Regions from separate parts of the Homo sapiens genome. Here region 2 is linked to region 1. Evidence: chromatin contacts called from ENCODE Hi-C or POLR2A ChIA-PET data. All regions are on one chromosome and are shown on one strand. The core of a region is the stretch at or near the end of the contact, and the rest is flanking DNA. Distances in the headings are between cores, read along the strand shown. Region 1 holds the start of HERC6 (HECT and RLD domain containing E3 ubiquitin protein ligase family member 6). Region 2 overlaps HERC3 (HECT and RLD domain containing E3 ubiquitin protein ligase 3).

The links. A loop is a pair of places that touch in the nucleus more often than their neighbours do. ChIA-PET counts read pairs that join two places held with the same protein, here RNA polymerase II (POLR2A). Pooled maps may share reads with other maps.
Region 2: a map of CD8-positive, alpha-beta T cell shows a loop between it and region 1 (2.1-fold over the local background). The contact joins the enhancer-like site here to the promoter of HERC6 in region 1. A Hi-C loop is called at or near these places in 3 of 168 maps with a recorded cell type or tissue (CD4-positive, alpha-beta memory T cell, CD8-positive, alpha-beta T cell and naive thymus-derived CD4-positive, alpha-beta T cell), 3 of 37 single-sample maps with no recorded cell type and 10 of 50 pooled maps. POLR2A ChIA-PET finds 5 or more read pairs at or near these places in 1 of 52 experiments (CD4-positive, alpha-beta T cell).

The regions. Positions count from the first base shown.
Region 1 is chr4:88,374,018-88,381,344 of GRCh38, forward strand. It overlaps HERC6 (HECT and RLD domain containing E3 ubiquitin protein ligase family member 6), which reads left to right and starts at 4,835. Exons shown (of 23, transcript NM_017912.4): 1 at 4,835-5,103. The coding sequence starts at 4,905. RefSeq lists a silencer at 5,058-5,247 and an enhancer at 5,258-5,587.
Region 2 is chr4:88,607,591-88,614,917 of GRCh38, forward strand. The region is part of intron 3 of HERC3 (HECT and RLD domain containing E3 ubiquitin protein ligase 3); the gene reads left to right. Among named protein-coding and RNA genes, the nearest start is that of HERC3, 19 kb to the left of the region's middle. Within about 2 kb of position 4,686, at least 14 of the 41 ENCODE cell types and tissues checked have a DNase peak (open chromatin) inside an H3K27ac peak, as active enhancers do; they include CD4-positive, alpha-beta T cell and CD8-positive, alpha-beta T cell, where a contact is called at or near this core.

The sequences.
Region 1 (7,327 bases), core at 3,585-6,084:
AGAAGACCATTAACAGCCAAAGCAATAAGCATAAGAACAAAGCTGTAGGCATCACCCTACCTGTCTTCAAAATGTACTACAAAGCTAGTAACCAAATCAGCATATTAGTATAAAAACAGATACACAGATCAATGGAACAGAATATAGAATTCAGACATAAATCCACACACTTAGAGCCAACTCATTTTTGACAAAGAAGCCAAAAATATATAATGGAGAAAGGACAGTCTCTTCAATAAATGGTGCTGGGAAAACTTCTGCATGCAGAAGAATGAAACTAGACCCCTGGCCGGGCGTGGTGGCTCACACCTGTAATCCCAGCACTTTGGGAGGCCGAGGCGAATGGTTCACCTGAGATCAGGAGTTCGAGACCAGCCTAGCCAACATGGCGAAACCCTGTCTCTACTAAAAATATAAAAATTAGACGGGCGTGATGGCAGAGGCCTGTAATCCCAGCTACTCAGGAGGCTGAGGCAGGAGAATTGCTTGAACCTGGGAGGTGGAGGTTGCAGTGAGCAGAGATTGTGCCAGTGCACTCCAGCCTGGGAGACAAGAACAAAACTCCATCTCAGAAAAAAAAAAAAAGAAAGAAAGAAACTAGACCCATATACAAAAATCAAATCAAAGTTAATTAAAGACAATATAAGATGTGAAACTACTAGAAGAAAACATTGGGGAAATGCTTTGGGACATTGCTCTGGGCAAAAAATTTTGTGGAAGATCTCAAAAACACAGGAAACAAAAGCAAAAATAGACCAGTGAGATTACATTAAGCGAAAAAGCTTCTCCACAGCAAAGGAAACTCAACAAAGTGAAGAGACAACCCACAGAATGGGAGAAAAATATTTGTAAACTATCTGTCTGACAAGGGATTAATAACCATATTATTATAAGAAGCTCAGATAACTGAACAGCAAAAAAAAAAATCTGATTTTAAAAGGGCAAATGATCTGAATGGACATTTCTCAAAAGCAGACATACAAATGGCCAACAAGTATAAGAAAAAATGCTCAACATCACTAATCTTCATAGAAATGCAAATCAAAACCATGAGATATCATCTCACCACAGCTAGAATGGCTTTTACCAAAAGATAGGGAATAAGGAATGCAGGTGAGGATGTAAAGAAACGTACACTGTTGATGTACATTTCATACATTGTTGGTGGGAATGTAAATTAGTACAGCCACTATGGAGAACAGTATGGAGGTTCCTCAAAAAACTAAAAATAGAAATACCATATGATTCAGCAATTTCACTACTCTGTGTATATACAAAAGAAAGGAAATCAATATATCAAAGAGACATCTGCACTCCCACATTTACTGCAGTACTATTCACAATAGCCCAAATTTGGAATCAGGCTAAGTGCCCATCAATAGATGAATGGATAAAGAAAATGTGGTACATATACATAATGAAATATTGTTCAGCCATAAAAAAAGAATGGAATTCTGTCATTTCTGCAGCAACATGGGTGGAATGGTCATTATGTTAATGAAATAAGCCAAGCACAGAAAGACAATTATCACGTGTTTTCACTCATATGTCAGAGAGTAAAAAAAAAAAAAGTGAATCTCATGAAGATAAGGAGTACATTGTTGGTAACCAGAGTCCAGGAAGAGTAGGGGTAGGGGTGAGGAAAATGAAGAGAGGTTGATTAATGGGTACAAATATACAGTTGGATAGAAGAAATAAGACCTGGTTCAATAGCTCAGTAGAATGACTATAGGTACATTTCAAAACCACTAGCCAATAATAATTTGAATGTTCCTTTTTTTTTTTTTTTTTTTTTTGAGATAGGGTCTGGCTCTGTCGCCCAGGCTGGAGTGCAGTGGCACGATCTGGGCTCACTGCACCTTCCACCTCCCAGGCTCCGGGCTCAAGCAATCCTCCCACCTCAGCCTCCCACGTAGCTGGGACTACAGGTATGTGCCACTGCACCCAGCTATTTTTTGTAAAGATGGGGTTTCACCATGTTGCCCAGGCTGGTCTCCAACTCCTGAGCTCAAGCGATCCTCCCATCTCGGCCTCCTAAAGTGCTAGGATTATAGGCATGAGCCACTGTGCCTAGCCCAAGATAAATTATTTAAGGCGATAGATATCCCAATTTGATAATGTGTCAAATTATCATATGTACCCCCAAAACATGTGCATCTATTATGTATCAATAAAAGATTTTTTAGGCCAAGAGTGGTGGCTCACGCCTGTAATCCCAGCACTTTGGGAGGCTGAGGCAGGCGGATCACTTGAGGTTAGAAGTTCGAGATCAGCCTGGCCAACATGGTGAAACCCTATCTCTACGAAAAATACAAAAATTAGCCAGGTGTGATAGTGCCCGCCTGTAATCTGAGCTGTTCAGGAGGCTGAGGCAGGAGAATCGCTTGAATCGGGGAGGTGGAGGTTGCAGTGAGCTGAGATCGTGCCACTACACTCCAGCCTGGGTGGCAAAGCGAGACTCTGTCTCAAAAAAAAATTTTTTTTTAAAGAAATAACTTAATTTGAGGGCTCAGTATCTTATGGTAATAATACCAAACTCCTACATTTTGTGCTTGAGAAAAGAAATAAACATTAAGAAATTACTATTCAGAAAAAGGTTATATTTGGTATACAGCAAAACAGAACCAGAAATACTAATACTATCCACTGACTCACTACTCATCAATCCAATTGTCCGACATACCCTTATTAGCATCTACCAAGTTCCAGGTACTCTTGAGGTAGAAAAATAAAGAACATTTGTTCTTCTCTTTAAAGAACTTGAAACATGGTCATGAAGAGTGGTGAATTGAAATTACATAAATAGGTTCTGTAATAGTTTCTTTTAAAAAAAAATCAATAATGCTGATGATGGCTAACATTATCAAAGTTACCAAATCTAAAAACCAGTGCTCAGCGGGACATGGTGGCCTATAATCACAGCACTTTGGAAGGCTGAGGTAGGCAGATCATCTGAGGTCAGGAGTTCAAGACCAGCCTGGGCAACATGATGAAACCCCATCTCTTCAAAAAATACAAAAGTTAGCTGGGCGTAGTGGCACGTGCCTGTAGTCCCGCTACTTGGGAGGCTAAGGCGGGAGGATTGCTTGAACCTGGGAGGCGGAGGTTGCTGTGAGTTGAGATCACGCCATTGCACTCCAGCCTGGGCATCAAGAGCGGAAACTCTATCTCAAACAAACAAACAAATAAATAAATAAAAATCAGTGCTCAATCCTTACCTTGCTCCACAAGAAATTGACAGAGTTGATCCTTCCTTTATTCGTTACTTGCTCTGTCTATAACTCCTCCTCCTGGTTTTCCTCCTATGATCAGTCCTCTAGCCTCTGCTATACTGTCACCACATTCACCCCCTGGGTGTTCTCATTCAGCCATCTGGCTTTAAGCATCACCTCTACACTGATGGCTCCCAATTTTCTGACTACACCCAAGCTTCTCTCTACAACTCCAAAACAGTTTATCCTATTGCCTTCTTGATTAACAAGCATCTTACAGTTATCATTACCAATCTGTATTCCAGACACACATAGCTTAAACCTGCACCTTCCTCAGGGTTTCCCAGTCCAGTAGAGTTTACCTTGGAGTAACCCCTAAAGCCAACCCTGGAGTAATCCCTAATCCCTTTTCTTCTTTCCCCCCAATTTCTAATCCATCATCAAATCTGTGGACTCTTACTTTCAAAACATGTCTTGAATCTAATAACTTCTCCTCTCTTCCCTTCTAGGATATCACCTGACCTGAACTCTGAAGTAGTCTCTGCTAACTGGCTTTCTGCTTCCATTTTTGTCCTATTATTTTTCACACAGCAGCCAGATGAATCTTTAAAAACTGAAGTCAGATCATGGCTCTTCTCTATTCAAAACCTTCCAACTGCTTCTTTTCATCCTCTGCCCTCAGGTGTGATCACGACTCATTCCCTCATTTCCCATGTCCCCTCAGCTCTCTGCACAAATATCACTTCATCAGAGAGATCTTCCCTAATATCATCTCAAATACCAGTGCCTTCCGCCTCCACCCTCTGGTTCCTGTTGTATTTTTCGTTGCCCCTTGATATTACACTATGTGTTTATCTGTTTATGTTCTCTTTCCCTCAGGAGAATGTAAACGCATCAAGAGGATCTTGTCTTTCACTAATTGTATTTTCAGGCGGGGCCCAGAGGCTCACGCCTGTAATCCCTGCACTTTGGAAAGCTGAGGGGTGGATCACTTGAGGTCAGGAGTTCGAGACCAGCCTGGCCAACATGGTGAAACCCCATCTTTACTAAAAATACAAAAATTAAGTCGGGCGTCGTGGCGCATGCCTGTAATCCCACCTACTCGGGAGGCCGAGGCAAGAGAATCAGCTTGAACCCGTGAGGTGGAGGTTGCAGTGAGCCGAGATGGTGCCACTGCACTCCAGCCTGAGCAGCAGAGCGACACTCCATCTCAAACAAACAAACAAACAAACAAACAAAAAACAAACATATTTTCAATGCCAAAAAAGGTCTGGAATGAGGTGGGCACTCAGATGCTTTATTAACCACTCTAGGTATTATTCTAACACTTTATGTGCCTATTAAATTATCCCGACATATTAGATTTGCTGAATTGCAGTCCATATTTCGTAGATATGATAGCTGAAGCACGGAATCATTAGGTAACTTGCCCAAAGTGGCATTCACGACTCATAAATGGCTTAGGATGTAAACTCAGTTTTATTCCCTGGGACGCCCTCTCTGCTCTTCAGCACTTGAAGTTCAGGCAGCGAGAGTTGACATGGGGCCAGGGCTGCGCCCCTGGGGCGGGTTGAAGACAGGGTGAGTCTCTTGATATTCAGGAAATCATCGCGCACCCAGTCACCAGCGTTCGGGAGCCTGTCGCAGCGGGACCGACGGAATCCGGAGCAGGCGACAGGGCGCAGAAGCGGGATGTACTTCTGTTGGGGCGCCGACTCCAGGGAGCTGCAGCGCCGGAGGACGGCGGGCAGCCCCGGGGCTGAGCTACTGCAGGCGGCCAGCGGGGAGCGCCACTCTCTGCTGCTGCTGACCAACCACAGGGTCCTCTCGTGCGGAGACAACAGCAGGGGTCAGCTGGGCCGCAGGGGCGCGCAGCGCGGGGAGCTGCCAGGTGAGCGGGGGGCCCCAGGTGCAGGGTGTGAGGACCCCAGTACATGGGCGCGGGGGCTTGGGTACCGGGCGCAGGGAACCGGGTGCGGAGCGCTGGGACCCGGGTGAGGGGCGCGGGGGCCCAGGTGCAGGGAGCGGCTCAGATGCTGGGCGCCGCGGGCCAGGCAGGGAGGGGTGCTGGGAGCCTTGGATTCCTCGGGGCCCGAAGAGCCACAGGAACCAGGAAAATGGTGCCCTGTGCTACCGAAGAGCAACTTCCTCAGTTTCGTTTTCCCAACGCCCCTCGGATTTGTTTCGGTTTCCAATTCAAGTTCAAAGCGAAACTGAGAGCCGAAACTAACCTGGTCAGCGCTGCTCTGGAAAGAGATGTGGTCCCTCCGGCTTGCCTTGCAGATAAATCCTCGCCTGCGCGGTTCTACCTGGAGAAGGCAGCCTGACCTTACAAACGTGGTTTGTGGGTCAGACACCTGTATCTCCCTTAGAAATACACTGGGGCATTAAAAAATATATATATATAAAAATATATATATAAAATATATAAATATATATAATATATAAATATATACAAATATATAATATATAAATATATAATATATAAATATATATAATATATAAATATATAAATATATAACATATAAATATATATAATATATAAATATATATATAACATATAAATATATATAATATATAAATATATATATAACATATAAATATATATAATATATAAATATATATATAGCATATAAATATATATAATATATAAATATATATATAATATATAAATATATATAATATATAAATATATATAATATATAAATATATATATAATATATAAATATATATAATATATAAATATATATAATATATAAATATATATATAATATATAAATATATATAATATATAAATATATATAATATATAAATATATATATAATATATAAATATATATAATATATAAATATATATAATATATAAATATATATATAATATATAAATATATATAATATATAAATATATATAATATATAAATATATATAATATATAAATATATATATAATATATAAATATATATATAATATAAATATATATATAATATATAAATATATAATATATAAATATATATAATATATAAATATATAATATATAAATATATATAATATATAAATATATAATATATAAATATATATATAATATATAAATATATATATAATATATAAATATATATATAATATAAATATATATATAATATATAAATATATATATATAATATATAAATATATATATATAATATATAAATATATATATATACACATAATAGGCCGGACGCGGTGGCTTACGCCTGTGATCCCAGCACTTTGGGAGGCCGAGGCGGGCGGAGCACGAGGTCAGGAAATCGAGACCACCCTGGCCAATATGATGAAACCCCATCTCTACTAAAATACAAAAAATAAACTGGGCGTGGTGGCGGGCGCCTGTAGTCCCAGCTACTTGGGAGGCTGAGGCAGGGGAATCGCTTGAACCCGGGAGGCAGAGGTTGCAGTGAGCCGAAATCGCGACACTGCACTCCAGCCTGGCAACAGAGCAAGACTCTGTCTCAAAAAACATAATAATAATAAATATATATATTATATATGTGAGATAATACAATAATCGTTATGGATTATTGTAGAAATACGAGAAAGCAATCACCGTAGCTCCAACACCCAAAGATAACTCCTAACATTTTGATGCATTTTCTCCTTGTCTACTTTTTTCTATGTACATATTTAATCTTTATAAAAATCATGTCATTATAGATTTGTATATGCAGTATTTATGCAACTCTGTACATTGTGTTTTCATCAAGCATAATCTTATGAACATATTACCCTTTCATTTTGTATGTTTTGAAAATATGTTTTAAATTGCTGCATAACATTCTAAACTCTGAGAGTACCATAATTATTCTCTTTTTGTGGAAATTAGATTGTTTCCCACTAGGGGCTTTTATAAATAATACTGATTGATATTCTCGTAAGCAAATATTTGACTACATTTTTGATGACCTGCTGAGAATAGTTTCAAAAGGTGTGTGGAGGAGGAAAATTTTTCCTCTACCCTCTTAGGTTCAGCGGCTGGGTCCTGCAAACTTAACTGACAAAAGACAGATTGACAGGAGAAAAAGCATACAATTTTATTAATCTTTTACATATAGGGGAATTTACATGCGTGGGAATTTACAGAAT
Region 2 (7,327 bases), core at 3,436-5,935, 230 kb after region 1:
AGTAGCTACAACTACAGGCATGTGCCAATACACCTGCTAATTTTTTAATTTTTGTTTTAGTAGAGACGGAGTTTTGCCATGTTGTCCAGGCTGGTCTCAAACTCTTGAGCTCAAGCAATCTGCCTGCCTTGGCCTCCCAAAGTGCTGGCATTACAGGTGCGAACCACTGTTCCTGGCCCTATTTTTACTTTTAAAGAATCTAAGTTTGACTTTCAGTATATGTGTAGCATGGATTTATAAGGTCCTCTTAGTAGTGAGGATGTGTAAATGAATCTTCTTTTGGTGAGAAATTTTAAGGTAGGGTCTTAAATTGTGACCACATATTTGTCACACTAGCATAGGTGTTTGCCCCTTTTTTTGTTACCTGCCATTCTTTTCATTCAATACAGATCATTCCAGACACTGAAGCTTCATTAAAGAATAACCTTACAGTTTTTTCTAGATGATTTTATCATTTTATTTGGCATCAATACGAATTAAATTTTTTCTGTGACACTGTCTCCCTCTTCTCTCACGTTTATTATTCCCTTCCATAGTAAGTGACCATGTTCCGTAGTTTCCCTGCCCAAAATGTCAGTGTAAATTTATAATCGTTAATTTTTATGTTGCCCATTGGAAAGAGGGCTGCAGGGCTTAGGCACAATTGTGAAGGATGTGAAGTGTGGTTGATGAGCTTCCAATTCCTCATTCTTTGCCACCAGGTTCCTTCAGGAAGCCCGCTGTGAGAAATGCACCAGGCCTACTCATCTGGGGGCAGTACCCCATGTTCTAGTCAGGGGTTTCTTAACCTGAGGACCCTGAAATCTTGGGATTTCAAGGAAGGGGTTTGTAGAGTCATCTACAGATGAACACCATTCCATGTACAGTGCACTCAATACTATAGGTTTTCAAATTATTCTGTTGTTTACTAAAATGAAAATTCAGTTGAAAATGCCACTAATTCAGAAATTAGTAAATCCTATTTATTATGTATTTTACCAATTAATAGAATACAAAGGTATCATATACAACTACCATGGAGGTGGCAGGAAGAAGATTGACTTTTTCAAATGGTCTTCATACTGGAACAGATTAAAAACCAAGTCTTCTTTCTTTTCCTCCTGTTAAAACTCACTTGTGTCTCACATTAAGCTCCTAAATGTGCCCTCTGTTTCCCTAGGCCAGAGCCAGTGTCTAACAAGTAATGCATTTGGAGGGTCATGGCCCAACAGTCTACATTCAGCCAGGATTTAGGAACTTCATTCCAATGATCTTTGAAGGACTTGTACAACTCTAGCCAGCCTTTGAAGGGAGTATTTTGGGAACTGGGAAGAGATCTTTCTAGTCCTCCCATGGAGACAGCAAGGTTATGGTGAAGTTTGGAATCAGATAAAACTAATGGAGGCATTACATCTCTAATCTAAAATGAGGATTATAGTCTAGGTGTGGTGGCACACACCTGTAATCCCATCACTTTGGGAGGCCAAGGCCAGAGGATTGCTTGCCAAGGAGTTGGGGACCAGCCTGGGCAACATACAGATGCAAAAAAAAAAAAAAAAAAAAATTAGCTGGGCATGGTGGTGTGTACCTGTTGTTCCTGCTACTTGGGAGGTTGAGGTTGGAAGGTCACTTGAGCCCTGGAGATCAAAACTGTGGTGAGCTGTGATTGCATCATTGCACTCCAGCCTGGGCAACAGAGCAAGACTCTGTCTCAAAACAAAACAAACAACAACAACAAAAAACCCCAAAATAAATAAATAAATAAAAATGGGGATTATAATACTCTTTCATAGGTAGAGTAATCTGTGTAAATATTGAATGCAGTGTCTGGCAGTTTTATATCATGCCTCAGAAATTATGCTACCGTGCAGTTTCACCATCCCGTGTAAAGGCTGATACTGTCTCTGGAGTTACAGGGAAAGAAGCCTAAGCTGGGAGTTTGAGAACTGGGATCTAGTTTTTTATCTACCAGGAAATAATTGCCTGTCCCTGGGCAAGTTTCTTCCTATTTCTGAGTCACAGTTCCCTTTCCTGTAAAAGGAGTAGACTTCCTGTTCTAATCAGATAGTTCTTGGTGAAGGGGATTCACATGATAAAGAAGACACCACAAAACTGCTGGTAGTGTTACAGACAGAGAAATATGTTACAGGAAAGGGGTCCCGATCCAGACCCCAAGAGAGGGTTCTTGGCTCTCTCAAGAAAGAATTCAGGGCAAGTCCGTGGTACAAAATGAAAACAAATTTATTAAGAAAGTAAAGGAATGAAAGAATGGCTACTCCATAGACAGAGCCCTGAAGTCTGCTGATTGCATATTTTTATGGTTATTTCTTGATGATATGCTAAACAAGGTGTGGATTATTCATGCCTCCCCTTTTTAGACCATGTAGGGTAACTTCCTGCCGTTGCCATGGCGTTTGTAAACTGTCATGGCGCTGGTGGGAGTGTAGCAGTGAGGACAACCAGAGCTCACTCTCGTGGCCATTTTGGTTTTAGTGGGTTTTGGCTGGCCCCTTTACTGTAACCTGTTTTATCAGCAAAGTCTTTATGACCTGTATTTTTTGTTGACTTCCTGTCTCATCCTGTGACTTAGAATGCCTTACCTGGGCCAGGTGCAGTGGCTCACGCCTGTAATCCCCGCACATTGGGAAGCCGAGCTGGGTGGATAACGAGGTCAGGAGTCCGAGACCAGCCTGACCAACATGGTGAAACCCCATCTGTACTAAAAATACAAAAATTAGCCGGGCATGGTGGCGCGTGCCTGTAATCCCAGTTACTCAGGAGGCTAAGGGAGGAGAATTGCTTGAACCCGGGAGGCAGAGGTTGCAGTGAGCCGAGATCACGCCACTGGCACTCCAGCCTGGGGGACAGAGCGAGACTCCGTCTCAAAAAAAAAAAAAAAAAAGAACGCCTTACCCGTCTGGGAATACAGCCTAGTAGGTTTCAGTCTCATTTTACCCAGCTCTTGTTTAAGATGGAGTTGCTCTGGTTCACACGCCTCTGACGGTAGCCAGTGATGGCCACCCTCTTCCCACCCTCCTTGTCTGTCTTCTCTGTGGCTTGGTCTTCTATCAGGCAGCCTCACTGCAGAGTCAGTTGCTCAGATATGCCTCAGTGCACACCTTGGTCTTGGAACTTGGGGGAGAGGATTCACCCTGGGGTAGCAGCTGGGAAAGGAAGCAAAAACCTCGCAGAACAATGATAGCAAAGATCTGTAGAAGGCATCATAATGAATACATCTGAGTGCAACGAGACATTTCTCTAGCACAGCCTCCTGATGCAGCTCCAAGGAGCTAATGGTAGGTGTTGCTGGGCCTCTGGATGTGAGTGAGCTCTGGCAAAGCAGCCGCACTGCGTCTGTCTGCATACTGGGTCAGCTGGCCCTCAGTCATCCTGCAGACGCCCTCCCCACAGGGCTGAGTGACTGCAAGAATCCCAAGCTAGAGGTGTGCCAAGAAGGCTTTGGGATTCAGCCTCGGAATCCAGCCCATGCTTGTGATCTAAATTTGGAATAAGGCAGGCTGTAGTGTAAATTACAAGAGATTCCAGAAATTTCTGTTGTTGGTTAAGCTTGTCTGTTAATTATAAACTCCATAGCAGCTTGGAATAATGCCTCTTTGAATGGAAAGATTATGTGGGTGGGTGCCTCCCTCTCTCCATTTAACTTTTTCGTTGGTAGGTGTGTTCTAAATCTGGATATGATTTGCGTTTGTTTTTAATGAGTGGGAAGAAGAGAATGAACTTGTTTTCTGTGTTTGCTTATTGAGAACCATGACCTGGAGAGCTGCTAGACATGGAAGGGAAGTCTGTGGCAGGCCTAGTTTGTTACAGGTATCTGTTGGTCTTGGCCCACAGGAATGCTACCCCCAAGTAGCTTCTGTGGTATTTGGGAAGGGAACATGATGGAAGGCCCCTTCCTTAAAAGAGGATTTTTCTGGGGGTTATGGGCAGGTCTGTGATTTCAGCTTGGTATCATTGCCCAGATTGGTTGACTTTGAAATATGAAGGATTTTAAAAAGTGAGTGTATGACTGTTCCTCTAAGGCTTTGAGAGTGTGAAGAAGTGAGTTGAAGGAGTTAATTCCATGGTGGCCAACTCCAAGTGGCTTACAGAGTTTTGAACCCAAGTGGCAAACTTAAGTTTCTTTTTCTTGCTTTGCAGTACTGGCTGTGAATGGAGTAATGCCTGACCATCAACACTTACTTTGCTGATTGGACTTGTTAATATTTCTAGTCCTAGCAGGGTGTCCACCAGCATGGGTATGGTCATCTAGCACTAGTCTGGAGGAGAATTTATTTCATTGCCTTGAAACTTTGTTTCCTGTTAAAATGCAAACAACCCTGGGAGCCACATAATCTGACCTTCCTGAGGGGAAGGAAAGTTGAAAGAAGGTACTGGTGTAGGAGATGCACCTGGACAAGTCTTCTAATGTGTGCCTTGATTCTGTCCTGCTAGTCATCATATACCATGTTATACACTCTGTCTCTAACTGGTTCAGCTGCAAGGCACATCAATTCATTTTTTTGGGATGCATTCTGTAGATGTGCCAGAGCAGTGATATAAAGCACCTCTCAGTGATTCTAAGGGTTTTGGAGATCCTTTTTTTCCTTCTTAAGAATATGTAACAGTTAACTATTGCTGTTGCTGACCCTGAGACTACTGTGGTTTCTTTGTACTCTCATTTCTGTACTTCTCACATTAGCAATACCCTTATGTGACCAACTGTGTGTGTGTGTGTGTGTGTGTGTGTGTGTGTGTGTGGTAAGAAGGAGGCATTTCAAAGATACATCAAATTCTGAAACTCCTGGTTATTCAGGCCCCAGATATTTTCCCAGTGTGTCAGGCAGCACACAGAGTTCTAGCTTAGGTGTGTCCATGACTCATTTGTGATTTGGCCAAGGGCATAGAGGCCTGTGATTCCCAGAAGCATTTTTCAGATGTAGTATATTAAGCCCCATCTAAACTCAATTTCCAGCTTTAAAAAAAAGTATTGGATTATAAGTCTTTTGCACATTCCTCTCTCACATGACTTTTCTCTCCTTCATTCTCACCTTTGCATTCAGACATATACCTCATCCCTCCCCGACAAAGCAGACAGAGTTTTTGTGATTGGAGTCATCATAGGGTTATTACTAATTTCCTTATGGTTTTTGTCCATGAATTTATTTTATAATTTTCTAAGACATAAAGTTACAGAGCTGGCATTTTAGGAAGTCTTGTGTGCCTTCCCCACTTTTTTTTTAATAAAGCAAGCAAACAAAACATAAGCTTTTTTTTCCTGAATGTTATTTTTTATAAGTGACTAAGTGGACATTAAGTAAATCTTGAGCTCTTTTATTAAACTAGAGACTGGTTGTCCATAGAAAGGATTCAATAAATACCTTAATTTACCATGCCTCTCATATTCCTACCTAGCCACATTGTAAACAGTACTCTTCAGCTAAATGAATAGTTCTCCTTTCCTCATACATACTCTGATTTCTAATATTGGGATTTTAGGGTAAGCTAATCTCTGTGTTATTAGGGATATCTGAACTTACATAAGTGTCTTCTAATCTTTCTCCCTATCTTGAATAGACAAGAACCGTGGTAGGGGCAGTTATTTAGTGTAATCTAATTTGACTCTGCTAAATTTTAAAATTCTCTGTAGACATACCAGGAAATCTTCTTATAGCAGAGCCCAAGGGTAACAATTTATAAGCAAGCTCTAACATTTCTGTGCAACTCTATTTGATTCATCTCTGTGATTGGTTCCTTTTACTTTCTCCTGAGTTAGTTTCCCTCTTGCAGGTAATTTAATCCAATTCACATTCGCACTTTGTATTCAGTCTAAGCATTTCCCTAATGCCCATCACCATATGTAACAGCTTTCCTGCTGTTTGATAAATGAGGTTTATAAAGCAGAACGTCCAAAAGCTTCAATTCCCAAACTGTGCTTGCTTCTAACCATGGTAGAAGTAATGCTTTCAACCAGCTTCTCAGGTTGCTCTCGGGCATCTGAAGGGCGCAATAACTCTGTCATGTTAATCAGCTCTTGCTGAAAAGCAAACCAGCTGAGCTGAAAGGAAATAGAAGGGACCCTGTAATGACTTCCTGTTATTGAAGTGCGTGTTTCTATGGGCATAACGCTGATATAAAAGGCAGAATGTGCCATAGGAAGTGTTCAGATCTCAACATTGCACTTGTTAGGGCCCCATCTGTTCCTTATTAGGAATGGCAGGTGGTTCAGGAGGCTGTGCACCCCTTTCTGATTTTGGTGATAATGGTTATAATCAAAACTAGTAGGATGTCTTGCCTCCTTTGATAGCTAGGTAGATGACTTTCTGGTTCAGAGGTCTAAGGATCAGGAGAAACTGTCATTTAATAATTTTATTGTGGGATAATTGATCGGAATTTTTTTTCTGTCTGATACTCAGCCTACATTCTATAAAGATACTTGAGTGTTTTAGAAAATGTGTACTTATTAATGAGCATACTTGTTAGTGTGAGGTATTTGTGACTTTTAAAAACCTGCAGTATTACTTTTAAGTAATTAACAAAATGGTTTGCTTCGTGAAACAAGAATTTTAGTTAATTTGTTAATTATAAAAGTGGTTAATGATACATATATAAGCTCTCTTTATTTCTGATATGCTTAGCATTTTTAAGCTGATTAATCCTCATGATAGCTTTGTAAAGTAGGTCAGTATTATTATCCAAGGTATATGTAAAGGAGGAAAGAAAAGGGAGTTGAGTTTGAGTCTTGCTTAGGTACTGACAGTTTGGGTTTAATAATCCTAGAATTTTGTTCACAGACATTTTTGTAACCTCAGGCTGATTGAGAATGGCTGATAAGATTTTATTGTCAAACTTGTTTACATTTAATTTCCACTCAGTACTTATTAAAGAAACAAAAAAGATATAAACTTGCCCACCCAGAAGCTTGTATTCCTTAATTTATTGTTTAAATACAAATATGATCAAGGTACTTTGGTAAAAGGTACTAAGAAACAATTCCCTTTTTATCTTGAAACCCATTAGACTACTGTTTGTCAGCTGCCTTTTTAAGCTCTTTTGAGCACCAAATAAAAAGCACACATGATAATTCATATTTCAGGCTGATGTATTTTGTCTTGCTATTTGCCTCTTGTTCTTTGTTTTTTTATTTTCTTGAATTATTTACTTCTTATTCAGTCACTGATTCAGCAGACATTTACTGAGTGACTAAACTTCTAGATTCCTCATTTGTTTTAAATACTCTTACAACACAACAAATTAGTGCAGATCCCACCCTTTGGGCATTTATAGACCAGGTGAGAATATAAGATATACCCAAAAAGGTTATATCCTGCAGTTCAGCAGGTGTCAAACA